2 separate regions of the Mus musculus genome follow, and region 1 is linked to region 2. Evidence: chromatin loops called from intact Hi-C (ENCODE). Cell type or tissue: heart. All regions are shown on one strand. Links, peaks and the distances in the headings refer to the core of each region. The heading gives the core; the rest is flanking DNA.

Region 1 (15,244 bases), core at 2,467-10,466, 230 kb after region 2:
TCCCGAAATTTTGGGATCCACCCTTCTGATGCCATCACCACGTTATTCATCTATTTAGGGGGTTTCTTCACCTCTTGGTAAAGACTTTTACCAATGAATGGAAAGGTAGATGTGAGGTCCTCAGCACAAGGGGTATAAGCAGCAGAGTTTGCGTTGCCATTATTGCTTTGTTTTGGGTTGGGTTGAGTTGGGTTTTGGCTTTTTGGAGGCAAAGTCTCTCTAGGTAGCCCAGGCACTTACTATATCGACTAGGCAGGACTGGAACTCACAGTGATCTGCTTGCCTCTGCCTCCTGATTGCTGGGATTAAAAGCATGTGCCACCACGCCCAGCATTGTGTTTTTGCAGTAGGGTGTCATTCACAGTCCATGTCGCAGCTGCTGAGTGAGTTTCTCTGCTCACAGGCATTTAGGCCTGGGGATGAGCTGCAATGTGTCTCAGGCAACCCGGACTCAAGAGGCAGCAACCACTCACCTTAGAATTACAGCCTTAAATCACCCAAAGTCAAAGACTTACTTCAAGTGCCTCATTGGGGCTGAGGTGAAGACTCTTCCTAAGAGCAACTGTCCCTGCAGAGGGCTCAGGATACACTCCCAACAACCACAGGGCCAGGGGATCCAACATCCTCCTCTGACCTTTGTCACACATGCAAGCAGGCAAAATACTCACATATATAAAAATAAATAGGCTTGAACTGTTGTTAATTACGTTATCAATATTGTCCTCACTGGTTTCACTTCCTAGTGTTCACTTCTTTATGGCTAAAAATAAACACATCTGCTTATATCAGTATGTGCTATATATGTGACTAGGGTGCATTCATGTGCACACATGTATTCATGTTCTACTATGAGAACAGAAAGAAAACCAATGCTATCAACTAACCATTCCCTTCTCCTTGGGTTGTGATTCATCTTGCAAGAAAAAGGGCATAGATTTAAAATGCCAAGCTCACACACAGTAGGCACTCTATAAATGTCTGCAGAATTACAAATCGAGAATGAAGCATGAACAGCACAGAGAAACACGAGGAATATGGAGTGTTCAGCCTAAGGAAAAGAAGAAGAAATACTAAAAATAATGGTCTGCAAACTCTTGAGTGGCTTTTGCAGAGAAAAGCAATGGACCTGTTCTCTGCTAGGTCCAAAGGGAGACCTCAGACTGATGGGAAAACTTCCAGGCACAGACTCAGTTGATCATGACTAGAACAGCTTGTCTGGTGTATATAATAGCTTAATGGTTGTTTCTGTTAATTAATAATCTTGAAGACTTCTTTAAAGATAAAAAAGTATTATCTTTCTCTGTCTGTCTCTGTCTGTCTCTGTCTGTCTCTGTCTCTGTCTCTCTGTCTCTCTGTCTCTCTCTCTCTCTGTCTGTCTGTGTGTGTGTGTGTGTGTGTGTGTGTGTGTTTAAGGTGGTGCTAGACATCAAACCCAGGGCCTCAAATTCATTAGGTGGACACTCTGTTACTGAGCTACATCATCCATACACTTGGATGATCTATTGTTAGACACTATCCAAAGAGCATCAGCAAGTGTGCACAGACAGTGGTAGGACCACCAAGACTGGTTTAGTACCAGTACCAGTATCCCTTAAGAACCTATAATTTGCCAGGTAGCAGTGTCACATGCCTATAATACCAGCACTTGAGAGGCAGAGGCAGACAAATCTTTATAAGTTCAAGGCCAGCCTTGTTAAAAGAGCAAGTTCCAGGTGAGAAGACAGGGCTAAAAAGAAACCCTGTCTTGAGGAGGAGGAGGAGGAGGAGGAGGAGGAGGAGGAGGAGGAGGAGGAGGAGGAGGAGGAGGAGGAGGAGGAAGAGGCAGCAGCAACAGCACCAGCAGCAACAGCAGCAGCAGCAACAGCAGTAGCTATAAATTGGGGGCAAGAGAGATGGCTCGGTGGCTAACAGCACTTGCAGCTCTTCCGGAGGACTCAGGTTTAGTTCCTAACATCCAAAATGATGAGCTCCTAACCACTCAGCTCCAAGGGATCTGATACCCTCAGGCTCTGCATGCATGTGGTGCATATACAGACAAGCAAATGCACACACATACACCGAAATAAAAATAAATGTAAAGGGAATTTCAAAAACAGCAAATAGAACCTGTACTCCTAAATTTCAACCCTTTCAGATATCATCCAAATCCCTAGGTATGAATATGCCTTTAAGAAAAAAATGAATATGAGGAACCAGAGAAATAGGTCAGCAGATAAAATTCTTACGGAGTAAGTCTAAAGATCTGCATTTGATTTCTGAAGCCCATGTAAACATGAAAGGAAAGCCACAAAGTTTGTCGCTTTACTTCCACACAGGTACCATAGCACAAGTGTGTGTACCCACATACATTATACACATAAAATAAAAATAATTTTGTAAAAATATGAATACAAATGTTACAACTATTTGCCTTATGATCTTCAATTTCACATTTTAATTTTTTTTTAAAGTAAAGAAGTCCTAGATTCTTACAAAACAGTTTGATCTGTTTATCCTGCATCCAGGTCGACTCAACCAGCACCATCTGGCAGAGACCAGACTTACACTAGGGATTAATAAATCCTCCTTATACCATGTGGTCTCACATTCAGAAGGAAGAACCATTAATTGACATCACATGGCCATTGGTATTTCTAACATATCAGATCACAGATCAGAACAGTGGATTAAAAGCACCAGCACCCACAAGAGCAGGGAGTCAAAGACAAGAATTTCTGGAATCAGGTACCAACCACCTCTTCCAAGCCTCAACAGAGCCATCTTTAAAATGAGGGGTGATCAGCACTTCCCTAAGAGACTATTTCTGGGGTGAAGATCAATAAGAACATAAGAAGGCCTCCAGTGCTACTCAGACGAAGGAAGATCCATTTCAAGTAACCTTAGAAAATAACTGTAAAACAAGGCCATATCAAACTGTCTTAATACACACAAGACACAGTATGTGTCAGGTACAAGGGCTTTGCATTTTGGCCTTTTCTTGATAATCTGCTGGACTCTGGTTGGGACTTTATAAAGAAAAAGACCAAAGGGAGTTAGTTGTCCCCCTGCATTGAGTGTCCAGAGGACTGTACACACCGTGTCCCATGAGCAGTTTTGCAAGGAGCCTTTGCACCCTATCACCATCTCCCCAGTCTCCCGAGGTCCCCAACCCCTGCTCTAGACGTCTTCTTCCAGTGTCCAGAGCAGCAGACGGTCTCATTAATGGTCTCCTTAACTACCTTAGCCCTTCCAAAGTGCAAACAAACAGCAAGCACGGCGTTTGGCAAGGGCTTTGCAGCCCTCCGTCTCCTCACTGGAATCATCTCCTGCTGAATCATCGTTCGTCATTCATCACCCAAATAAAAAGACATCGCCCTGCTAGCCCTGCCTAGGAAACAAATTATTTGATGTGGTTAATTAAGAGTGTGAAAACCTGTGTAAACTTCAGGAGGAGGGTGAATGGTGGGAGGGAAATCTATGCGTGGTTTCTGCACTTATTGGCAAGCCATTTCTCAAAACATTGGCTTTGATATAAGAAGATAGACGCAGAATTTGAATTTAGTTTCTCCCTACACTGACTAGGTAAAGACGTTTTCCCCCCACACTGTCTTCTTTGTAGTTTCAGGAAGACTGGAAGGAAAATATACTTATAGCTCTTCTTCTGACACTTCCAGACAGGTTTCCTCTGAAATTTGCAATGCCTGTCATCCCCTCAGAAGAAAAAAAAAGAAGTCCTTAAAAATGACCCTTCAGACCTGGGTCAGAGCTTGTGTAGAGGGGATGTTTATTGTCCATCAACGCTGTGTTGGTATTAGCGGATTTCCAGACAGCATAATCTTACATAGAAAAAAAATCTGTCATACATACTTGGCTCAGATAATTATTAGTGTACAAATTGTCCAGTAAAAGCAAAAAAGTATAAACTATAGTTCAGAGTACCATGGGGATGGGGTTGGCTTCTCCCTAAAGGGCTCATGGCAATAGAATGAGCAGTTCCAAAGAGGCCCTGGCTACCAGCTCAAGCTCTCAAGTGGTCACATGAAGAAAGTCAACACTTTTGTTCGTCAGGAATGTAGTTCCTCTAAATGGAAACTACACAGAACTATTTTCTTTCTCTGGCAAATGAATTGTGCTTGGTAATCTGAAAACGTAATAAATTATAGAGACAAAGACAACGCCTCTGATGCTGGCCGCAGCAACAGAAAACCCAGTGTCGCTAGACCGAGGCTCCCACCACTGGGCCTCAATAGGGAGAATGCAGACCCCAGGAGATGACTAGAGCTAGGGCTGTCCCACCTTGCCTTGTCGGTTAATTCTACAAGCACCTCTATAAACAGATGATTTTGATGAGGTGAACAATTGTATTGGCTACTGCCTTTCACTTATATTTTGTCTTTCTCAAGTCTGAGAAGGTTCTCCATCCCCAACCTGAGAATCCCACGTGGCATTCGAGAAGTTCTGCTTTAGACAGACAGGGTGTGTTCGCCATCAGACATATTTTGTGAAACATGGGGCCAGCAATACTCAATGCATAGGGTTTTCTGAGAATGAATAAATTACCCACTTTATAGTCTCCTCTCCATAACATGAACCTAACTTACACTGTCCTACTCCATCACTATTCAAACCAACATAGTTGGCAGGTCTGTCTCCTTGTAGCCATTCCTTTCCCTTGCCCAGTAAGTTCTATGTCCCCATCTCCCGGGTACTGACTACCACCTCTTCTTTCTGTTCTCTTTGTTTACCTGACCCTGCTCATCCTTACCCTCCACCAGCCACCTCCCTATGAAACCAACCCTAGTTATCTATCCTGCTTTGTAAGCCACTGCTCCAGTTTCTGAAGCATCACTGCACCTTTTAAGGCATGCCATGCCATTAGCAACTTCATTGAATATTATCTATGGTTTATGGATTTTAGTATTTAAAAACTGGGAACTTGGGACTGGGGAGTAAGCTCTGTAGGTAAGAGTATTTGCTGTGCAAGTGTAGGGACCTGGGTTCCAACATCTTGCACCCACATAAAAGCCAGACATGGCCACAAGGGCCTATAACCCCAACATTAAAAGGTAGAGATATGTACCCCCTAGGAGCTCCTTGACCAGCCAATCTTGCCAAAACCACAAGCTTCTGGTTCAGTAGGAGACCCTCACTCAAGGTAACAAGGCAGAGAATGACAGAAGAAGACAATGGATGTCTTCCTTTAACCTCTTGTGTGCATCCCCCCCCACACACACACACAAATACACAAAAGAGGGTGGGGGGGGAGAGAACAAAATAAAAAATCAGAACCTTGCCGAAGGCAAAAATCAGTTCTTTTTTTTTTTTTTTTTTTTGAGTAGACAGCACCTTCAACACATCATCTGGTGGTATAGATAAAAGCGCTCTGTAAATTCTAAAGCAATTTATGCATGGAAGATATCCTGACCTGTCAGAACCATGAGGATGTGGCTGTAAGTCATGCTGAGACCTTAGCGTTACTCCCAGTTGGGAAAGAAATGGAAACTAGGGCAAGAATCTAAACTGAATCATCAAAGTGGACGAGAGTGATCAGAAGCTCCCGCAAAGGTGGCTGTCTCAGTTGTACTATGCAAAAATAAAAACATCCAAATTTTATGTGCTTCTGGGTTGAAAGCGCCATGGTGAACAGCCTGACCATTTATAGACAGCCCCCCAGCCCTGTGCTTAGAATCAGGGTTTACACTTTAAGGAAAGGAATTCTTGATAGCTGGGGAGTGAAAAAGTTGGGTTCGCCAAAGAATAAGGCACCCAACAGCAACAGCATCACTTAACTAGCAAGTTTGGATGCAGGCTTTTGAACCGGGCTATCCCACTCCTGAAGCCTTCCTCTTAAACACATCAATATACTCCATTTGAAGAGTTGGTATCTTAGGCCCAGAAGGCTTTATTCTCTTCCATTTCTGTAGGTTAAATGGGTTTATACTCTATCAGGTGAAATTCCTAGGTCATAGATCTGATGATGCCATTTGTCATTCAAGGATGAAGACGGAAAGGCTCCATCACACCAGCTGTTTGACATTAGGTTACATAGGTTAGTTAATTAGGTTAATGTAATGACATTATATTAGACTCCAAGCCTCAGTTTCCCTACCTTCAATGAGATGAAATACATTTCTCTTGCGACTCCCACAGGGTTGCTTTGACAGTTGCTTAGGTATATACACATAGAAGTATTTGGTAAACTATAAATCCCTACGCTAAAGGAAGGGCCGTTTACATTGGTACCGTGAAATCATAGCATCATTCTGTCAAGTTAAGGATCCTTTCTTGTGGGATGGACTGTGGTCCCTTTTCTAAACAATTTCCAATCTATTATCTCTCTGTCTCCATGAGGCCAGGCCGCTTCACTTCCAGGACCAAGCAGACCGAGATTGGGAAGTTTTTCTCCATTGTTCTCTTATTGGCTGTGGTTTTTGCCCTTCTGAAGATAATATGGCAAACTGCATGGCTGGCCAGCTGTGGTAGGATCTGTAAAAATGGCTGCCTGTTTATTATTTGGCAACAAGTTCTTCATGGTACTTAGTGGTCTGGAATTGATTTCTCTGCCATTTAGTTTTCCCAAGGCTTCCATGCCTCTTCGCTTTCAACGTGGATCCCTAGGCTGTCCCTTCCTGGAAAATGGGCGTTGGTGAAAATTACCAACAACTGGGTTTGACTTTCCAAACTAGCAATGGAATGGTGACCTTGGCGTAGAGAACCAAAGAAAATGACAGGGACACCTAAACTCTTGAGTAGAACTACAGGACAGACCAAAGATGCCACAGCTCTTTAGCCTGGTGCCAATTAACCTCCCTCCACCTTGTTCCTGTAAATCATGCCTCCGACGTAGCCAGACTTGGTGCCAGACAATGCAGGTACAGGAATCACTTTCCTCAAAACACAAGCAATGCCATCTCCTATGAAGTTAGAATGAACACTTGAGGCAGAGACATGAAAACGACTGTTGCATAAGGGGACAAACAAACCCTTAGCCACGAGAGAAAGTCAACTCGATGGGGAAACGGAGTCATATTTGGAACTACACAAACTTGTGTCTTGTGTCCAGCATATTCCATTTCTTTTCCCTACCATGTAAAACACTGGAAGCTACTCCCAGGGACCCTCTGTGTTCCCCTACAATGAAAAACAAATAACACTGGGTTTTGGGGATCCACAGGTCTCCCCACTGGTCCATGCAAACCATAATCCTGCTGCTCTGCCCCCTAGTGGCTCAATGTGGTACATGCTGATATCTGTAAGGAATGACTCACTGGGCAAGTTCCTCCCAGTTTGGAGATTTACACAGGAAAATAAAGTTTTCTTTACTGATTTTATGATATAAAAATACAAGCAGAGTCATAGTTGCATGTATAAAGAAACTTTATAATATCACTATCTCTCAAAAAAAAAAAAGGAAAAAAAAAAGAAAAAGAAGGCAGAGGTTGATCTGAGAAAAATGGGGAGAAATGGAGACTCTAGACTGGGGAACCTGGGTGCTTTCAGCTTCCCCCTAGCCTCTGAAGGACAGCCATGATTATTCCCTGCAGCCCAACACTGTTCCAACATTCCAAGGCTAACTCTTTGAAGACACCCAGTCTCTGGGCAATGTTTCTTTGTTTCCTTTTCCTTTCTTTTCTTTTTCTTTTTAAGCTTATTCTGAAACACATCATAGACCCCGTCCTGTCTGAGTAGGACACATGCAATGCTGGCTGGTGCTCACAGGGTTTACTGTAATCCCTCCAAGAAGGGCTCCGGATAAGCCCTATGCGCGTGCCCACCCACTCCTGCGTGAGGCCAAGGATCCAGTGCTGACTTTGGGGGACTGATAACAACGGTTGCATTGTGACAGACAGAAGGACAAAAGAACGAAGAGGGAAAAAAAAGAGGGGAAAATGATAAACGACAGGAAGAAAGGGGTGACATTTTACCCTTGTCTCTGAAGTGGCTGCAGATTTACCAGCTGAGTTCCAAAAGGAAGAATTAGGGGCAGTCCCAAGGCCAAAGATGATATGACTAAGGCCGCTCCCAGTAAAGAGTGACTACAGAAATCTCCAAGCACTGACATGTGCATACACATGAGTGACCACACTTCACAGGAGATGCACAAACATAGCCCTGCACAGTCAAGAGTGTGTCAGACCTAGGTTTGAGCCGTGGAGGCAAAGACCTTTTCATAAACACGTTTAAGCAAGAAAAGCATGTAGAATGACCACGGTTCAAGAAGAAAGGAGAGAAAATCCGACAGAAATTCCTAATACCTTAGAACGAAGACTAAACCTCAATACAGACACTAAAATTCTCAGCTTTGCCATTAAAGCAGGGCCTAAATTATTGATCTCTTGCCTCTATCAGCATAACACTCACGTCCCAGTATCAAGATCTAAGTACACTGCAGTCCCTCTGCTGCAGACACTGAAATAATTAGGAGAAATTCTCATTAAAGGAGAGTAAAAGGTTCAGAGACAGAGGCAGAGCAGAGGGTCTGGGAGATTGTTTAATGTCTTCCAAAGGGCCTGAAGATTACTAGGATCAAATCCCTGAGCAGTGCCCGTAGATGACAGCTTATCAAAGAGGACCGGTACAAATAAAATACACACAGTGACCCTCTCTGGTATGTTTACATCCGTGGGTATCTGTGTAGAGTCACACTCACGCTGCAGGAAATCAATGGCTGTGACTGTACTTGCAGATGGACATTGGGGCTGAGGATAGCATGTCACAGGGGACAGGGGAGAGGAAGGGAGGGGAGGGGGAAATCCAAAATGTATGGAAAATAAGTCAAAAGAAACAAGTGAATGATGGCAAACCCACTACAAACTTTTCAATTTAATTTATTTCTCCTTTCAAAGCTCAAGGGGAGACCAGGGAGACTGAGCAGTGATGGGGGTACACAGGCAAGCAGGCAGGCACTTTCCCATGGGCTGGCAGAGAAGTCAGGGTAACAGACACCAATAAGCAAGCCACCCCACTGTCACAGGAACTGACTTCAAGTGGCACAGTCTCCTATTGATTTGAAGGTAGTCAGCCAGCTTTGCCTACCCTCCCCCCACCAATTAAAAAAAAAATCAGTCTTCTACACATGTTCCCAGAAATGGCCTAGACTTAGAGACCGAGGGAAGCACGGCCAACAGCTCGTGGAGAGAAGGGGTTACCACAAGGAAAATGAAGAGGCAGGGTGAAAAGTGTGGGGATAATGTATGCCTCCTGCTCAGCTTCATGCAGGCTCAGATACCTGCAGAGAAGTGGGCACACACAGGCGCATACACACACACACACACACACACGCACACACACGGACACACACGCACACACACGGACACACACAGGGACACACACGGACACACACCCAGGCACATGCGCACACACACACACACACACACACACACACACACACACACACACACACACACTCAGGCACGGACACATACAATGTTAGCCAATATTTAATGTCAACATGCAGTAATTTGGAAGAAAAATTCCATCTCACACAGCTAATCAGAATTGTTAGAGAAACCATTACCACAAACACTGGGAACATCTGAAATTGATTATTTTTACTTCATTTCGTTAATGAAATCCTCCAGCAACCAAAAACTAACCCTGAACAAATTTCTACATAATGAAAGGAGGGGAAATGAGTGAGTTCTCTTTTTAAAAAAAAAGGAAGAGAAAAAAGGGGACTCTCTTCATATTTGGTACACACGCGTTTACATGTATATGTTCCTTTACGGTTTCTCTCAGTGTAAAATAACTGAGCCAAGCTGGAAGCTGTCCCCACCATTTTGTGAGTGCTGAAACATATTAGCATGGAGCTCACATCCCAGAAGGAGCACCACATCATTAAATGTCTTGGGCTGGTGCATAGGGAAGAGGAATACGGGATGTCACCAGCTGATAGGGAATGATGTTATTTATTAGGGAACACTTACCAGAAACTGCATTTTCTCCATTTGCATTGGATAAGGCAAGGCTGCCTTTGCAAAGTGCACACAGGCAGAGATACACACAGGAGGGGACAGGCCTCAGATCCTCCCCCGCGCTCTCTCCACTGTCCCCTTAATCTTCGTAGCTTGGAGACTGGCTTACATGATGACAGTTCTTCCTACCACTTTCCCTCACTCCCAGGCTACTTCAGCACTCCATAACTCCCCATACCTCTCCTACCTCCCCAGCCCTCCCCTCCCGGTTAGCTCAGAGCTGCTCTGTGGTTATAAAAGCCTCAAAATTCCCCTTTCCTTCCCTTGCTCCCAGCAGTCTCAGAACACTTTGCTACAAAGGCTCTCCTTTCTACCTCCTACTGTCTTTTCAAACCTAACCTACACACACACACACACACACACACACACACACACACACACACACACACACACACACACACACCATGCTCATACACCAGCCCCAGCATAAAGCTGGCTAGAGAAGAGTCAGAATGCCCATAAGGAAAGGACACCTAGCAAAGCCTGGAGGTCTGTGTGCCCTGAATTTGTGTGTGGATCAGCAGTCATACGGGGTAGAGAGGAGAACCGGGTAGCTGACATCCATATTTCTTAATGAGAGGATGGGAAAACAGGGTTAGGATTGCCAGTGGAAGTGCTGAAATTTTACACCAGGGGATGGATCCTCCTGGAAAGGGACTTGGTGTGGAAGCATAATTGCTAAATGCTGGCCCCCAGCCTCTCTCCTCCTCAGCAGTTATCAAACAATGGGGAAACTTGCTTTAAAGAGGCAAGCCTTGGGCCGTAACCCTCAAAACAAGAACAATGGCAATTTCCCTGCATCCCCCTCAAAGAGTAAGTGACCAGAGGGAAGAAAACCAGATACAGTCTTTACAGTTTGTGGAAGCACTTGGTCACTTGAGGGCAGAGTCTGCCTTCCTTGGGGACTAGTCACCCCACAGCAGTCAAAACAGTCCAAGGATCATTACAACTCTGTGTGGCTGGCACCTTTGGAATTGGGAGGGGAGAAACGGCTCAGATCATGGGCATCTGGGAAAATCCATCAGAAAGAGTTAAGAACCGGAAGCATACACACCCATAGATAGATAGATAGATAGATAGATAGATAGATAGATAGATAGATAGATAGATAGATAGAGATATAGATAAAGATGCAGATACAGATCCTCTTACTTAATACATAAAGCAAATACTAGTATAACTGAAGGGGGAAGCAGCCAACAGTGCAATAATGGTAGGGGTTGGTGAATCCCCAGAACAAGCCCCCAGTGGGCACACACGCAAACCAAGTGGAGAGACTGGAGGTCCTAGGAGGCTTGAACCTGTGTTTGGGGCAATGTGTAAGACAGTGAATGTCCCAAGAACATGTGGGTTTGCTGCGTGGGGGCTGGGGGATAGAAATGCAGATCAGGTGCAGCTCTTCCAGAGCATTCAACTTCTGGACACAACTGTTGGTGCCGGAACTTTGAGGATACTTCCAGGAAGCAGACGGAGGAAAAGGAAGAGACTAGTCTTTCTAAGGAATAAAATTTGCTCACCTGCAATACCTAGGTCTGTTGGGAAAGTCTGCCCCACTCCCAGTATTTATTGGGGGGACCCCTTACCCCCCAATCTCTCCCTCCTAACTCCTAATGCAGCGGCCTCTCCCCCACCTAAAGAAAGTGGCCGAGTGTAATTATGCAGAAAGCACCATTGGAGCTATATCAATAAGACAGACGTCTGTTGTATCAGTCTCTCTCAGTAAGGCATTTCTTCTCCCCAATTGCTCATATAGAATCATAGCCTAATAGCATCCCATTAACATAATTGCCAACACAACTAGTGTTCCGTGTCTCAGAACCATTTACTTACTTCACCATAAAGAATACCAAAACAGCCCTAAAATCACAAAGAGGAGGGAAGATGAGGGGTGGGTGATGGGGAGGCGAGAGGAACATTTTACCCCTTTACATTCCCCTTGCTCCCCAGAGCAGGGGCTCCAGGATGATAAACACAGGAGTGCCTCTCTCATCTGCGGGAATCGTAACACAGGGCCTTCCTACCAGACTCCCAAGCAGACGTGTGCTAAAATCTAAACGGATTCTGCCAGGCGAAATGAAATTCCCATTATTTTTAATTAATCCTTAATTAAAATATATTACTCCGCAGATTCCGCAAATCTCTCTTAATATGCAAATGCGGCCCATTCAAGGATATTTACATATCATTAATTAAAACGGCACATTCTTTCAGTCTAACAAGCTGAGGGGCTGTGGCTGCTGCCACATTGGCGCGAGGAGCCCTTCCTGGCAGTGCCAAGCTCATCTGATAAAAAGATGTCAAGCGTTGGCTGTGCCTAGGGAAGGTAACGGGGAGGGGAGGAATACCTAATACCTTGACACTTACCAAGCACAGGGGCTTCAAATATTATCTTGGGGTTGCAGCCAAGTGATTTTGGCAGGGCTTAGGGGCCCCCGACTATTGACGCCTATCTGAAGATCCCTAAGGGCCCAGCCCAGCTGAGTCCTGGCTCTGAGACCCATCAGTTTCTCACTCTGAAGAGTGAGTCATGATGGAGGTAGGCTGGGTGGAGGAAGATGCTGGCCTGGGAGAGGAGAGAGGATTTGTGTACACTTGTCTGGGATCTGCCTCAGAACTGGAGATTTTCTGAGCAGCAGGAAAATCATCTCCCCAAATCAAGATATAATTAGCTTTGGGGAGAAGCACTGACTACAGTCCACCAATTTCCTTACCAGTGGCTTAGGTGAACAACAAAAGACTTCCCAGGAAACGTGACTCTCCTGGGTGAGGCTCTCTGGTTCATTTTCTGCAGTCTTGCAAAAGCAGGCTCGGGACGGGACCTTGAAGCAATGGGTTGACTGTTGGAAATCGGTAATAGGAGGAGGATCACACGGTGGTTCTTGTCTAATAGAGAAGGTGCCGCTCACCTAGGAAATGCACTTAGAGGTGGGCATCCATCACTCTCTATCCACAGACAAGTCCTACCAGTCAGGAAGAGGCCACTCTGGTGAAGAGAGGAACGGGCAGCCATTTGGGAACAGAAAGAGGGCCTACTGGCTTAGACATTCCAAGGCTAGGACAGGGTAGAGAACAAAGACAAAAGGCGTGTAAACTGCGTTGTCCTAAGTCATCCATACTCCACACTTCTAAGAATCCCACTCAGTGACATGGGCTGCTGGCGGCCAGCTAGGTTCCCTTGCTAGCTGAGTGACTTACTCTGGTACAAGTATTTCCCACTGGTGCCTTAGCAAAATTACAGCTGAATGCATACTATCATCCAGGGCCATTTTTTAACACATGAAAGGAAGACTATTACATCCTTGAATACCAATGGCCTACTGTGATCCCTTGAAGCTACCTATCAAAACATGACAGGGGCCTCCTGCACACCATACCCTGAGGCTAAAGCACAACTCAGGACCCATAATACAAGACACTCTTGGTCTCAACCCAAATGTCCTCTGCTTCTCTCTGTACTTGGCCGACGTGCTCCTCCAATATTTAAACTTCTGTGAAGCGCAGACCTTAACTAAAACAACTCTGCTTTCTACTTAGCTCATCCCCATGTGTACTTGGAAGGCAGAAGCAGACGGATCTCTGCGAACTGGAGACCAGCCTGGTCTACAAATCCAGGCCAGCCAGGGCTATACAGAGAGACCCTGTTTGGATAAACAAAAGCAAAATGCAAAACACGAAGGAGGGAGGGAGGGAGGGAGGGAGGGAGGGAGGGAGGGAGGGAGGGAGGGAGGGAGGGAGGGAGGAAGGAAGAAAGACAGATACCTCTGTCTCACACACATACATACACACACACACACACACACACACATACACACACACACACACACACACACACACACACGAGCATACACAAGGAGGTAAGTATTAAGTGATTATTCATTTCTATTACTGGGTTTTGCTTCTTTTGACAATTGCCAGGACCTTTGAAGTCTTTCCCAAATCCAAAGCTCAGTAGCTCTGAGGTGGTCCATCCTCCACCCCCCACCCCCTTCTGTGGTTATTGCAGTTCCTCTCCTAGACTCACAGGCATTAGTTACTGTCTGGGGCTATTTCCATTTCTCCGATGGCAGTAACAAAAGCCCCACTGTGCCCTGAGTTTATCAAGCTGCTGAGGATCTGCTCCATCAGCCAGTATCTGTTATCGGGCTTTTTGAAGTAGCTATCATTTCTTCATTTTTCTTTCTCAGACTAATCCGAGAAACGAACACACTAGTGCATTACTATAACAACATAAGCACTAGCTAAATACATCACCGAGTCTCTGAAACCTTAGGCATATTCATATGCAAAAGCATCAAATAAGAATGATGATAACAATGTGTGCCTCAGACTCCCCTTAGCACTTCATGGTGTGTCCACTGAAAACGGAAATGAACAGCCAGTCTCTCTTCTCTTCACCCAGCTTAAGCAAGCTTCGGGAAAGGAGAGCTGAGATGCCACATGGCAGCTGATAAAGCCCCAGGAGAGACCACTAAGTGAGACATACACCCCAAGAGTATGCCAAATGGGAACACCCTCTGGGAGGTGTGGGATTCGTGGGAATCATAATTGTACCCAGGAGTCCTGCACCCATGTCTCCTTAACTCTGCCTGTCCTTGCGCACCGCTACTGCAGTTACCCTAACTAAATGAGAATCCCATGCTGTGCCTTGCATTCTATAGCCGCCCCATGTCTTTAAGACATTACATACTTAGAAATCTCCTGCATCCCCAGCGACAAAATGTAAAACCAAAGACACTCCTGCAACTAAGTTCAGCCAGAGAAGATGGAGCTCACCAATCTGACAAGGCCCCACAAGATGTGTATTCGAAAAGAGCAGTGGTCAAATGGCAGAGACTCCTTCAGGTAGCCACAATGACCGGACATACAGTCCTTGTGTTTGTTCTCCCATGTATGAGCTCATGAGTGTGCGGGTATGTATGTATGTTTTTGTGCACATACACATATGTAAATATGTGTGTGGCAAACAGAAGGCAACCTTAGACACCATCTACTTTCTATTTTTGAGACAAGGTCTCTCAATGGGCTGGAGCTAGCTACTTAGAGAGTCAAGGGTGGCTACAATTGCCGGGGCTCTTCTTGTCCCCATTTCTTAGGGGTGAGTTTACATGCATGCATCACCAGGCTTGGGTCTTTTTAACATGAGTTCTAGCGATTACATTTGGGCCCTTGCACTTAAATGTCTCCATAGTAAAACTCATTATTTTAGACATAAACCATCAGGGCCTCCAAATAGTCTACAGGATTATCAGTGGCCCACATATTTTACCTTTGAAAAAGTTTTACACTCTCTG
Region 2 (15,244 bases), core at 2,546-10,545:
AGATGTTCCAGAGAGAGACCTGGAATCTTTGCAAAGATGTTTCCACATCCTCCACACTTGTATTAGACTGTGGTTGAACATGTGTTGCATATTTATTTTGGAAACCTTTACTTACATCATCAACCACTGCACTAGTGATGTTTTATATTTATTTATGTGTATGAGTGTGTTGTCTGCATGTATGTCTGTTCACCACTTGAGTGTCTGGTGCCCTCACGGGCCAGAAGAGACTGTTGGATCCCCAGAACTGGAGTTATCTACCAATGGTTAGGAGCCACCATTTGGGTCCTGGAACAGAACCCCTTTCTCTGAAAAGCAACAAGTACTCTTAACTTCTGAGCCACCTCCTCAGCCCTACCAATGACTTTGCTATTATCATGTCCTCTGGAATGTCTGACTTAGTTGGTGAATACAAGTGGCTGGGTAGACAATCCTTTCTTGTCTCTGCTTGACCATTGGGGTCATTTGTGAAGCTTTTACAAAATTCAGATTCCCAGGTCTTGTCTCAAATTATTAGACTGGAATTCTTTAAAGTCATATCTGAAGTCTGTAATTAGGGAAAACTAAAGGCTCTGGATAATTTTTTTTTGAGTCAGCTATGGCTGAGAGCCGTTGGCATGGTGATTAAGAGTCTGAATTCTGGACCCAAATGTGAAATAAATTTTTATAGATGTCATACCTAACCTAGCACCTCACATCTCAGGGGTTCTCATAAATCATAATTAAAACTTGCCATTATTGAGTACCTATTATGTGTAAGTGATACACTGGATATGGACACACACTATTTCATGCCATTCTCACAAAAAGCAGCCACCCACATCACATCTAGGGAGACTTAGCCTTCCTATAGAGCAGTGATTCTCAATGGTCTTAATGCTGCAACCCCTTAGTATAGTTTATTGTGTTGTGGTGACCTCCAACCATAAAATTATTTCATTACTACTTCATAATTGTGATTTTTGCTACTATTATGAATTATACTGTAAGTACCTGCTAATCAGGATGGTCTCAGGCAATCCCTGTGAAAGGGTTGCTTGACCCCCAAAGAGGCTGAGAAACGCTGCTCCAGTCGAAAGCCTGGAGCCCGGGTGTATTTCTAAAACTTACGTTTATTTTACATCCCAACCTCTACATACACACATATGTAACGTATGGATTGTAGCCCCAGGAAAGAACAGCACCCCTTTCATTCCTGAGTCTCAAACACTTGCTGTCCTTGTTGAATAGCCAGGCATATAAGATCAAGGGAAGACAGCCCAGTATTAGGCAGATGCCTGCATGGCAACTGGAAATGTTTAGCTGGCTCCAAATAGGTACATTCTGATTTTAAGCTTTCATCTCTCATTATCTTGTGGACATACATAGGGTCTCAGACCAGGACAGAGCAGGAATGAAGAAAAGTATGCCGCCTGTGAAGGGCCAGGAGGAAGCGCGCTGAGGGGAGAAAGGAACCAGACTGGAACCCAGAAGGCATGGAATTGTGGGAGCATGCTGCTCGCCACTCACCCAGAGCCGTTTTACCCTTAGTGATTCATAAGACATACTAGCTAAAATGTTACGTATTGCTATTCTGAGTGTGCATATGATACTGGCGGGGACATTGCCGTGATATTAGCGAAGCCAGAAAACAACTCAGCAAAGTCAATTCTTTCCTTCCTCTGTGGTTTTCCAGGAATGTCAGTCATTAGACTGGCTTTAAAAGTATTTCACCCACTGTTCCCACGTAAGGCACAGTGATCTTACTGGCCACAAATAGCATTTCACAGTTCGACATAGGCCACACATACTGATTTGCATAGAAAGCTGACATTTGTATTCAGATTCCCGGAATATGCATAGATTCTCAGGTAGACTGATGCAGACCCCCTGACATGTCTGGGAGGGGGCAAAGGGCAGCGAATAAGGCTCCAGGCTCAATTAAAGGAGCTACTCCAGGAGGGGAACGGCGCTGCTGTGATGGGCACTGGAGACAAAAGGCTGTCAGTCATCAAAGGTCTGTGGGCAAATGGACAATGTGCTCTGAATGTTGCACCCAAGCCTCGCAACAATGCTTTCTGTGACTGGAGGGTCAGAGAATCCTGTTTTCCACATTTAGATCCCGGGGACGAGAGGTTTCAGGAGGTGACAAGTTAGAGTTTAGATGCCTGATTTCTGCCTTGTACACATTCCCAGGCATACACAAGCAATTCACACACACACACACACACACATACACACACACTTGTTTGCATATATATATATATATATATATATATATATATATATACAAAACCATATTTAAGCATGCACAAACATGAATAAGGGCACAGATACAGACATGTTAACATACATAATACATATGTGGACATGCAACAAATATAGGCAGGCATATCCAAGCACCTTCACACACTCTAAGCACACGCCCTCACCCAACCAGATTCCTACCTCCTGTATGTTCACTCTACCTCCTTCCCTCAGCTCTTTTACCTTTTAATGAGCGATTTAGGATGACTTCATTGTTACCCAAGACTAAAATCAGTTGATGTTTGTCATGCTTGGCAGCTTCATCGGGGCATCAAGGACCAGATGAATAGGAGTTCAAGGGTAAAGGACACATTTTGGGGGGTGTATAGCTGTCCTTCAGAGACACGGGAAGACAGGAGGTCCTTACAACAAAGGATATGTCTCCCTTTTAGTCCATTCCTGATGCCAGCAGTGATCCAGAAACCGAGTCTTAACGCCTCATTTGTCCAGGAGTACATCTCCCCTTGAATTGCTAAATGATGCCCAGTGACACAGAGAGACCTTCACAGCAAAGGTTTCGCATCGCTTTACCTGTTAAAAGCCTCTTAGTTCATTTTAATTAAAAAAATTGTGAGCACTGTTCACCTCCTAGAGCCTCCTGGGATTTAAGAGAGAGGCTTTCCCGCCTCGACAACAGATGGGGAGGGAGGGCCAGAGTGGGGGCGAAATGAAGGGTGATGCCCAGATTTAGTTAACATAGCAGAAGGTGTTCAGTAACTGGGGTAGCGTTATTATGAGCAGGGCAGTGGTCTTCAGTACCTTTCCTCTCTGACTGAGTGGCTCTGACCTTCCAGACAGATCCTCTGGGCCACACACTCCCCTGCCTCCTCAAATGTATGGTGCTTTCTTTCCTCTCAGTTCTCACCAGCCTTCTCGCTCTGCCCTACTGTGGTTCTCACCATTGCTGCTGTGACTAATAAGACTTGACATTTATGTGAAAGATTGCTCACGTTCTTCCAAAGCCCTTTCCCAGGTATCACCTCTTTTCTGTACACAACCTTCTTAGCCCACAAGGTACACACCCACAGAATTGCCTTTCCTCTGGTAGTAAACTTGGAAGACCTTGGCATGACTGCTTTATTTGTGCTTTTTCTAGACACGCAGTCTGCCTTCCTTATTGATGCATATTTTAAAGTCTGCATTACTTACCGGCAGAGGCTAATGCATAATGCTATACTCAAAACAGCAAGCACAGGGAAACCTGGAAGGTTGTGATCTGGCTACTAAGGTGTGAGGTTTCTGGTCCTAGGTCCCTATACTCTGAGCTTTCTGATGGGGGGATAAGGTAGTTAGGTGCCTGTCCCTGGAGGGGTGCAAATGACAAGATGCTGCATCCAGTGTGGCCAGGAGAACTGATAGAGTTGTATGTTAGAGTAAATCTCTATACTTCCTGTCAGCTGTGAGACTTTCACTATATGAAAGGGTTGTGGTCTGTATGTGTGTTTGTGTGTATGGTGTGTGCATGGAGTATGTGCTGTGTGTATGATGTGTGTTTGTGTATGGGGTGTGTGTGTGTGTGGTGCTTGTGTGGTGTGTGTATAGTGTGTTTTGTATATGGGGCATGTATATGTATGATGTGTGTGGTAGGTGTGTGTGTGTATGATGTGTGTATGTGTGGTATGTGTGTGGTATGTGAGTGTCACACATGCATGAGAGCAGGCACGAACATGCCACAGCCTATGAATAGAGGTCATAGGAAACCTGAGACATCAGTCTTCACCATCAGTCTTCACCTTTCACTTTGAGACAGTCCTCTTATATTGTTCTCCAACGTGCAGTCCAGACTAGCTGGCTTGTGAGCTTTCCGGAATTCAACTAAACTGGAGTTACAAACACACTCTTCCACATCTGGCTTTATGTGGTTCTGGGAATCCGGACTTGGGTTCTCATACTCGTGTGGCTATCACTTCATCCCTGAGCCACCTCTCTAGTCTGAAACCTTGCCTTTTAAGGAAAACATTTGATGTAGTCACCTTTGCCCTTAAAGAAAGGAAGCTTTGGACCTTCATTCAGTTTTTCTTCCCTTGATAATATATAGCACCAGCCAAATTTTAAAGCAAACGCCCTGTTTGGAGCGTCGAGGCAAAGCCCTTCCAATACAGCAGAATGCCTCCCTCAGAAGCTCCAGAGTCAGCAAAGGCAAGGCAGGAGTCTTAGCTTCCCCTCCCGCCCTGGGCGGATGAGTTCGCCCTCCTCCTTCCTTCTTTCTAAACCTCCTGTGGCACTTTTAAAACCTAGGCCTCAGCACCCCCCTGGGCTCTTCCTCAAGCATCATTTGGTCTCAGAGAATGCAGACCGTTCTAATGTTAGCCTGAGGAAGCATTTCCCAAAGTGTGATTAGAGGAACACTTGCCTTAATAGGTACTTCTGGTAAAGAGGTCCTTGTGTTCAAATATTGCTGCGTGCATTCTTCCCCTTTGGAAAATTCCAGTGCATAGTAAAATTTCAGCAGAGTAAACGTTTTGAACAGTCTTGCACAAAGAGATGTGTTTCATGGTTTCAAAACCCAGAGTTTCCCAAATATATGTGATCATACCAGATTTTTTAAAACAGTGGTTTGTGTGTATATGTGCCTAAACATACATACATACGTGTGTGTGTGTGTGTGTGTGTGTGTGTGTGTGTGTGCATACTTGCTTGTGTGAGGGAGTTAATGGACATGCCTTTGGAGACTAGGGTCAACCCTATATAATGTTCCTCAGGAGACACCCACCTTGTTTCTTGAAATAGGGCTTCTCACTGAGACCTAGAGTTCCCCACATTATGATCAACAAGCACACACGACACTACAGGTGGCTCTTTATATCAGTGCTAAGAATCAAACTCAGTACCTGGTTCTTATGAGGTAAGCATTTTACCCTTTAAGATATCTCCCTAGTGCCTAGGACATTAATTTTTATTGGAGGGGCTGACCTATAGCTAGTAAGTTAGTACTTAAAATATCTGCGAAGCCGTGCTTAGGGGAAAGGCTCCTGCCATCATTCATAGTTAGGAGGACATGGTTTTATTTTCTATTGTTTGGATTGACTGGTACCCACCTGCATCTGCAGGCATCGTGACATCAATAATAGAGAACTGGCAATACCACCAGGACCTTTCATCAAAAGCAGGGCCCTGGCACATCCCTCTGGAACAGTCTTTGATGAGTGCTACTGACTTATCTTGGAGTCACTATGAATGACATTCAGGGCAGGATGACCTTGCCATTCGGGGCTGTGCCCGGGTCTCTGCAGGACTCTCCAGCAGCAGGTGTATTTCATCTCCTAGCTCCAAGGTATTTGTCCTGCAGCACCTGGTGTGGAGCGATAATTCCTGCCACGGGGATGCTCCTGGTGAGCCACTTGGCAGGAGCCTGGGGCTCAGAGGCTCTCTTCACAAATCTCTAAATCAACTGGCCATGCAGATGCTGGAGCAGCAGCAGCTGTTTCTGAGGCAGAGGCCATTCATCTTCTGCCTTTTAATCTCTTGTTTGTGGGGATCCTGGAAGAGTGCAGGTCTCTGCCACCACACATTGTATGCCTGGGTGCTCACCAAGATTCATCCAGACTATATAATTGCTAGATGCTCTCAGGAAGCCAACACGTGGGTGGCAAGGATCTTTCTTTCATGAAAGGGCTTAGAGGCATGAGGATTCTATTTTAAAGAGCTTAGGAAATGCTGGGGTCCTGATCGATGCTTTCCATGGCCTGAACTCAGTACAAACAAGGGACTTATTGTACTTAGTCTAAGTCCTATACTAAGAGTGGAGGAAGATTTGGGGGCTAAAGTAGAGGACACTGAATCAGGGATTCTGGAAAGGTAATGCTATTGATACATAGAGAAGGCTTTAACTAGAGGCTCTTGTTCACCCCGAGAATCTCTAGCCTCCTGAGAACTGCTAGGTAACTGTGATGTGAATAGAAAGGGAGCCGCACCTATGTGGTAAGTGGATCAGCGAAGAGAACGCAGTATCTGTTTATATTATGGAGGATGCTCTGACAGTATAAACGAAAGGCATTTTCAGTCTGTGGAAATGGGCTTGGAAGACTGAGGGTTTTAGAAAGGGGATGAAGCACAGACACAATGCAGATGGGAAACACAGGGGTGCATTACTGGCTGTGGATGTCGGGGTAGCTAGTCAGGTCTGGACTCATCTGTCCGTGGTCCTCTGCTACTACCCACTTGGAGTCATCCCCTCCCTCTGATCCTTTGGTCCTGATCTATATACCAGCCCTGGTTCCCAGGAGTCTTTCTAGACCTCAGTGCCTGGAGATAGTACTAATCCATGGGAAAGCTCCTGTCTGGCCTCTGTCACAGTCCCTCTGACTTCTGTCACCTTTGGCATCTCTTTCCTCAAGATGACCTGTGAACTGCTTTCCCCTAGAGCCATGGGGTTTGAGGTCAAGGTCCTTACAGACTCCACACAACCTGTTTGCACCATTTAAGCATCGTTTTGGAACTCTGTGTCTTCCTTTTGGAACTTAGACATTGCAACTCAGAGAAAGGCCTTATTTGAAAAAACTTGAGTGGCAAATGTGTGTACATTTAAATAAATAAGAAAGAAGTACTCTGGTCCCTGGGAGTGCCCTTAAATCCTGGCAATGACTATAGTTATCTGTAAAAAGCCGCACTGAGAGCAACACTGCTGGATATAGCACACTCCACATAGACTGCTGACACTGCCTTCCTTGCTTCATATCAAGTACATCAGTCCCGCCATCAGAGGTCCTCAGCACTTCATGAACTGAACACAAGGGAAGTTAGCCTCCAGCAGGCAGGTCCTACTGTTTCAAGTGGTAAGCAATAGGATGTTCTTGGAGATGTGTTCTGTCAACACACACACACACACACACACACACACACACACACCTTACTACATATTCCATAATTCCATACATATATACACATATATCAAAACACAATACATACACATACCACATAAACCACACACAACACAACATTCAATACACACTGTCACACATACTGCATACACACATACACACACTAAACATACATACCATACCACACACACCACACCATACACATACTACATACACACACAAACATATATATTACACATGCTCACATACATACATATATACATCACATACATATATACACACCATTCACATATGTATACCACCCATATATGTAAGAAAACATGCATACAACACACACACCACACATACACCACTCACCACACACACACATGCACACACACCACATATATACATACCGTTCATACTACATACACTATACACACACATCTACCATACCACACACACTGGTGGGTGTGGCTATTGGCTTCTTTCTGGCCCCACTTCATTTGACTATTGCTGGCTTGGATTTCGATGCAGAGCGGTTCAGTCTAGATGCACAGCTATTATCTCTGTGAACTGGATAATCTTAACTTTGAGCTTTAGTCACTGATTACATGGGAAACTACTTCCCTGGTGACTTCAAACTCCCATTCTAATTGCAAGAACACAGAGCGACCGATCTGGGGATGAGGCGAAGCCTGCAGTTGCATTCATTGTGCCTGCAGTTGAACACATCATGTCTGCAGCTGCACACATTGTGTCTGCAGGTGTTCTTTATTATCCCATTGCCTCGATTCCCCTTGTTCTCTTTCCTGCTAGCTCACTTTACACCACCACCTTTATTCTCAGGCCCAACTGGGTAAACTGAAGCCCTTTTTCACCCTCCAGTGACTCATTTGGGAGGACTACACCTCTCATGAACTTCACTAGATTAAAAACTTAAATCTGTCTCTTGTTCATAGGTGGCTTATTCATTATTTTGAACCTGACCAGTAGGGGGAAAAAGTCCTTAAAGACGTAACTGTGTTTATAAATCTAACAAATTCTCTTGGGCGACTCATTGGAAAGAATCCTTTGACTGGGTAACTATAAATTAACCCAAAACACTGTGATTAAATTCCTTAAGAAACGCTTCTGGGTGTAAATATTAGGGGAAAAGCAGTTGCAAGATGTCTCCAGTTTTGCAGACCTGCATGTAGCTGCCTGTCCTAAAGGATGCCCTCTGAGCAGGGGAAAAGCTGGGCAAAGCTCAGCCCAGCCTCCAGGGTGTCCCTGCAGCCACGGGGTGACTTACTCTCCAGGTGGAGCAGCAGGGATGATTTGATGGAAGGGACTTTTCATTGCAACTGTTCTCCCAGCAAAGCTCCTCTCTGGGGACCTCAGACTGGCACCTTTCACCATTGTTAAATTCACTTAAGATAAAAGCGACACCAGGCAAACGACAAGGGAAGAGCCATTAAGGGCTGAGTGTAAGCCTTGACTGACAGGCAGGCTCTCCAAAATGCTCAGCTGCCAGCCTGGCTCCAGCTGAATCACTAACGTGAATGCTGTCCCTAGCCAGTGCTTGACAAACAGGCAGGGCCCAGGCCAAGCCTACAGGACCTCCGTCCATTATTCCCACAGCCTTAGCCTCTGAGAACAGCCACCCACACTCCATCAGCTACATCATCTGCAACCACCTGGAAAGAGGGGACTCCTGCCTGCAAAATGAGACCCTATCTTCTGCCTGCTTTCAGGTCAGTGCCTGCGGGTAGCAAGCCATGGATTATGGAGCTCCAATTCCCTCACTGTGTAGCTGAGAGTGTGAAGATTGGACTCAAGTCATAGAGAATGCATAGACTGTCAGGTCTCTCTCTTAGTCTGTTCTCTCCTGTGAGTACAGAATTGTGTTGATTGTCATGTCTTTTCTTGAGCCTGGGCACGAGGCCATCCATTTGTTGAGATATGCCAGCATACAACCCGGTTAATGTAGAAGCTCTGGAGCATGGAGGTAACAGCAGGTACCTAACCTGCTAAACATTTTCTTTTGGAAAATCATCATTATCATCCTCTTCCTCTTCGTCATTGTCATCATCATCCACAAGGTTTAACTATGCAGCCCAGGATAACCTGGAACCTGTAATGTTCATACCTCCATCTTCAGAGTCCTGGGACTACAGACACATCAACATGCCTTACAATTGTGAGAAGATTTATTAAGGTAACTGTTACCATTGGAAGTTTCTGGAAAAATATTCAAATAGAAGCCCACACACAAAAAAAAATTGCTATCACACAGTAAGTCCACGGTTGAAATTTACAGTTTCTCCAAAGTGCAGTGACTTCTAATGTTTATTGGTTCCTTCTCCAGCTTTGCCACATCTTATCTGTGTGACCTGGAGAAAGTCGCTTAACCTTTCTGCAATTTCATGTCTGCATCTTTAAAATCAAGTACAGGACCTCCTTCCTGGAGTTACTGTGAACATTAAATGAGTTTGAAATATAAAACTCAGGCTGGAGGATAGCTCACTCTCTAAATTGTTTGCTGTATAAGCAAGAAGAACCCCAGGGCCTCATGCAGGGGAAAAAATAAGATGGGCATGGTGACAATCATATGCTTGTAAACTCCAAACTGGAGACATGTCCCTAGGGCTTGCTCACCATTTAACATAGCCTACTTAATTGAAGAATTTCAGTGAGTATCTCAAATAATAAGGTGTATGTTGGTTGACATCTGTGAACAACACCAAAGGTTGACTGCTGACCTCCACTGGCTTAAGCACACGCCCATGCCCACAGAAACATGCATGTCATGCGTGCGCGTGCGCGTGCGCGCGCACACACACACACACACACACACACACACCATGAAGCCAAGCACACCATAAATAATATATATTTAAGTCTTGTTGTACACCATTTTCCACCCTGTCTTCGGCCTTAATTGCAGTTCCAATCTAACGCTGCTTCCTCTCTCCGTGGTATTTTGAGCCTAGAGATGAACCTACACTGCTTGGCAGTGCTTTTGGCTGCCACTTCAGCATCAGGGGCCCATTGTAGCTGATGGTCATATCATACATCCTTGCTCTTGATTGCAAAGAATTCTGAAATATCAAGGGAGGAGGTTGAAATCTCCTGCAACAGATTTGTGTATACAACTTGAGACAGATTCTTGCCCAGTTACTCACCCTGGATTCAGCTCTAGGTGTGTCCTGAAATGTTGGCGTGTCTCATATAAGCTTAGAAACACAAATCTCTTTCACTCTAGTTTCTTCATTATGTGCTGCCTCCATCCATAAGATGACCCCTTTGGAAGCATAAGTATCCTGCATTGGTGAGGCTGTGGATGGAGCTGGGGAGGGTAGGCTGGACCACTGTCAATCTTGAATGCAATTTTCATGAAGGTCTTAAAGTGCACACTTGGTGACAGTCTTTTTATCACCATGCTTCTTCATGTTCTTGCCCTAAAGTCTCTCCTGGTGGAAAAAAAGATCTAGCTGGGTCTTGTAACCCATGGCATCCAAATCAACCCTTCTCCCTTCCCCTGCATCATCTCAGTGGTCTCCGTTGTCAAAATGTCTTCCTTCAACCAAGATCATATAGACTTAATGTGCACTGGATGGTCTTTCCGCGTTGCACAAGTGAAGCAATATTCTTTCCAGTTTATACAAACTTACAGAAATGCAGCTTTGAAAACCAATATGATGATTTTTACCATCAAGTCTTGAATCCCTCAATAAACCAAGAGGCACAGATGCAACCAGAGGTCACTCAGCTGTCTTCCGCATCTCAGCGTTATTGACTACAGAGAATTCCATCTTATTGTTTTATAATATTCTGGGATTCTTTCCTGTTTTGTTAGACAATGAGGTTCTTCCTTCAAATTGAAAACCAAGTACCACTGCTTTCCTTGTGCAGTGGCTTCCGTGCTTATGGAGTTATTTTCTTAGCATAACTTTCTAGAATATAGCTTAAGAATTTTTTGATACAGTAAGATTTTGTGAATTGCAAGGGGTCACACTCCTCAATTATACCTATCACAAGCTGAAAATATTATAAGTGAAGAAGTTTCCCTTAAATACACTAACCCACCAAAGACAGCGGCTGGGCTATTGGAATTTTTTTTAATCAGTTAAGGTGTTAACAGATAAAGTGTTTGGAGCAAAGCAAAGGTTTCATTGCTTATTGGCAAGCTCCGTAGACTCTGTGTGTAGAAGAGTGGTTCAAAAGCTGGGAGACATTGTCTCTGAAGGCATTTTGGTTTATACTGCATTTGAGGTATCCCTCCCAGTGTCCCCTCCTATCTTGTTTTGTAGTGTCCTAAAGGTGTCTGTGTGGCCCTCTATAGAAAAGGTCGGGTCTTTCTAGCCATACACATGGAAATAACTGCAATAGGACTCCCTCCCCTGCCTCAGAGTAAGAAGGCAGTGTAGTAACAAGGTCCCTCTCCATGGTGCATAGGCACAGGAACAGATGTTGCCTAGATTTGTCTCTTTCTTTGTGGTAGAACCAGGAAAAGACTCGTCGCAGGAATGGGAAACGACGCAGGAATGGAAATGATGTAGAAAGCAGAAATGACCTACTTTTCAGGAAAATAGAAAATTTCTGCTAGAGACAAAAGCCATACAATAGAAACCAACTAAACAACCAACTAACCAACCAACCAACCAACCAACCAACCAACCAACAAACAAACAAATGAGGTCATTATATCCCCCATTTTTCTCCTCCTTGGGCCCACAGCCTCACAAACATCCTTGATCAACAGTCCAGCACTCTGTAAGGCACCATCAGGACTTTCCTCCACTGTTCACATGACTGACAGGAGCTATGGAACTCTGCAGCAGGCCATCTTCAGCCATTTCCCATTTAAAGATTGTATGGAGAACCATCAGAAATCAAGGTCTATTTTTGTTTTTGTTGTTGCTGGTTTTGTTTTAATCAGAGATGAAACAGGATGGCTGCTTTTATATATCATCTTAAGCAGATCATGAGCTACCTGGATCGTTGACTAAACATTATTATACCCATGTCTACAAAGATGTTTCCAGAAGAAATTACAATCTGTACAGGTGGGCTGTGCAGAGCAGATGACGTGAGGGCTGAGCAGGACAAGAGGCTGGAGAGCAGTGGAATATGCTCTGTCTGCCTGTATGAGCTGGGATATTTATCTTCTCCACATCTCCATCTTCAGACTAGTCTGGGTTCTGTATTATTATTGGCTTCCTGGCTGTTGTGAGGGTTCATGATTTGCCAAAGAATGATACCCCAGACTCAAATAGTCTGTAAAAGCAAAGAGTGTATTACTCTGCAGATGGAAGATCACAGAACTTCTCAGCCTCCATAGTCATGGGAACCATCATGTTACAATGCACTCATTATTTACATCTACTTCTGGTCTATCAGCATCCTCTGGGAAAGGAAGTACTAACGTTTCTAGAGTTGTCCCTTCCACAACAGTGTCGTCTCACTAGAAAAAAAAAAAAAAAGGTCAATGTCTGAATTGGCTTGGGAAGTGAGTACCTCAGTTACTGGAATGTTCTGCATAGCTGAGAAATGTTGTCCATCTGCCAACATTACATATGGGATAAACGCGTTATCACTTAACACCAAATTACACCAAGCATAATCCCATTTTCCTTTGAGAATTTCAAAGGCATTCACAATTCTTCAGGGTCATTATCATAATCCTACTTCTCAATGCAGAGCTTCAGGGGCTGTGTGAGGAAGCCCTTTGTAAGTGGCAAAGAACTGTGGGCATGTGGAGTTGCAGTGTTTCTGGTTTTTTTGATGAGAAGAAACTGCATTGGCCAAATTTATCAAGACATGCCATATCCTGAAAGTTCTTTTTTGAGGTAGTATGTAACAACAACTCATTTATATGTCATTTACCTCTTCCTCAAGAAAGCAAAATCAAGAATATTAAGCCAAGCATGGCAGCACACACCTGTAATCCCAGCACTAGATCGGCAGAGGCAGGAGGAGCTCTGAGTCTGAGGCCAGCCTGGTCTGAAGACTGTGTTTAGGACAGACAGAGGTACACAGTGAAACTGTCTCAAAACACTAAGAACAAATACTACAATAACAACAAGAAACAACAACAAAATATGTAAAAGTTCCTGTCTCCATATTTGAAGGTGTTCCTAGTGAACATACTGTAATTTTAATATCACAGTGTTCAGCTCTAAGTCTCTCAGTATGCATCAACAATAAAAACAAGGCTAGTGATAACATGAAAGCATTTTCTTCACAATGAACAAAAGTACTCTGCTTCTATGAATTTAGGGATGGTGGAATCTGGAAATGGACCCAGCACTGTTCCTGAAGGGCTCTTACAGACGTCCATTGCCTTGGGAAAGTCAATTACCCTTTCTGAAACCTGTTTTCCTCATAGATGATGAAAAAGCAGTCATTTCTAAAATCCCTTTAAGGCCTAAAATTTCTATGGTTTTTATGCCTTGGCCCCCTTTTTTGAAATTATGTTGCTTCATTTTCTTGAAAAGTTCTTGAGCTAAAAGAAACTATATTTCTGAAGTAAAATGATATAGAGTGAGACTTTTTTCAGCATCTGGGATGTTAGCTCTGTTGAGACCAAGGATTGGGAGGTATCTCTCACTTTAAAGGGCCCAGAGCTTCTAGAGAACATACTGAAAGAAGGCAGCAACTTTCTGCACCCTCAACACAATCAGTATCCCTAGAGTAGGCACTAGCTTTGGAGCATGGCACTGGTGACTTAAGATTTAGATCAAGTGTGGTGGCTGAAGGAAGATAAAATATTGTAACTTGTAAGTTTAGGAGCCCACGGCCCTGGCCTGGGACTGAGAACAAAGCAGAACAGCCCCCAGGCATGCCAGGGCAGGGCTGTAGTTAAGGCATTCCTAAGAACATCTTGACTGTAAAGATAAAAAGGTATGCAAGGACCAGCAGGGCTATATTATCTAAGTCAACACCATCTGGCCGGAACCTCCCCTCTGTCTATTGCCCCTTGGAGCCGGGTAAAGTCATACATCAACTGGTTGCTATGTGAACAAAGATAAGCCCCCAGCCCACAGGAACAAAGTCCCGATGCCCTTTCTGTTAATGTTTGAATAAGCCAATAGTGTGTCTCTATGCTAAATTCCACACCCCTAAGCCCCTTTACCCCATAAAAACCCCTAGCTTTCAAGCCTCGTGGCCAACATCCATTATCTCCTATGTGGGATGCATGTCTGTCCGGAACTCCGTAATTAAATGTCCTCATGTATTTACATCAAGAGATGGTCCTTCATGATTTTTTGGGTGCACGCCAAATCGGGAATTGGGTGGGGGTTTCTCCACTAGATCTAACAGTGGCTAATGCTGAAACCCACAACTGGTCAAAGTGAAGAGAACATGAATGAAGAGTGCTCAGTCAGAAATGGGACATTTCTATTACACCCCTCTCCCCAGAACTCAGGAACCATCTTGGAAGACAGAGCAGAAAATTAAGGAGCCAGAGATCAGGAAGGACTAGGAAAAACTGTCTTCTGGATATGACAGGACTACTTTACTCATGAACTCACAGATGCTGTGGTTGCCTGCTGAAGACCTAAAGAACACCAAACTAATAAGTATCCCAGTATGGGAAGGAGAGGCACTCATGAGTCCCCACTCCTAGCTGAGACACTATTGCAGTTGGTGGCCTCTTGGTCAGAGAGAGGTAGTTTTCTTTAAGAGAATGGTCCCTGGTGGATTGACCACACTCTGGTGGATAGCCCCAAGTTCTTAAGTATATGAGCAGAACATATTGTACTCTCTAGGTTATTTTAAAAAAGAAAGATAAAGGTGGTGGGGGAAGGAGGTGAGACATGGGTTAGGGGGAAGTTAGGAGGAAGAGTTAGGGAGGTGAAGATGATCAAAATTATCAAAGACTTAATAAAATAGTTTATGTAATGAAAAGAAGAGGTAATCTGAAAGGTCTTCAGATTAGAAGTGGGAGGACTATTCTGTCAGGTGCCCTTCCCCAAACCAAGTCATTTGGGACTCAAGAGAAAGAAAGATTGAGGGGTTGATGGTATTTGAAGGGTCTTTCCCTATGCAAGTGGAATTTAGTGTGTGTGGAGCTGTGGGTGGACTCCAATGTAGCCACCAGCAGCTATGGGTTCCTGGGTTTCTGGAAAGCTGGGGATGGATGGGAAGGATGGTGAGAGAAATAACAAGCC

Evidence for each region. Hi-C counts contacts between places; a loop is a spot of excess contacts. Peaks named below come from ENCODE experiments on the same cell type or tissue, not always from the same donor. Only the 100,000 strongest peaks of a DNase experiment are listed, where the experiment ranks them.
Region 1: a loop joins it to region 2, with 2.6 times the contacts of the local background. A loop is called at or near these places in 3 of 42 quality-filtered maps.

Annotation. Positions count from the first base shown.
Region 1 is chr1:168,315,899-168,331,142 of GRCm38, forward strand. The region is part of intron 2 of Pbx1 (pre B cell leukemia homeobox 1); the gene reads right to left. Among named protein-coding and RNA genes, the nearest start is that of Gm51671, 23 kb to the right of the region's middle. In heart, for the core only: a CTCF peak has its summit at 7,202 (motif pointing left); no DNase peak of the experiment used is centred there; H3K27ac peaks cover 2,812 bases.
Region 2 is chr1:168,086,263-168,101,506 of GRCm38, forward strand. No RefSeq gene overlaps it. Among named protein-coding and RNA genes, the nearest start is that of Gm51671, 250 kb to the right of the region's middle. In heart, for the core only: a CTCF peak has its summit at 6,989; no DNase peak of the experiment used is centred there; H3K27me3 peaks cover 354 bases.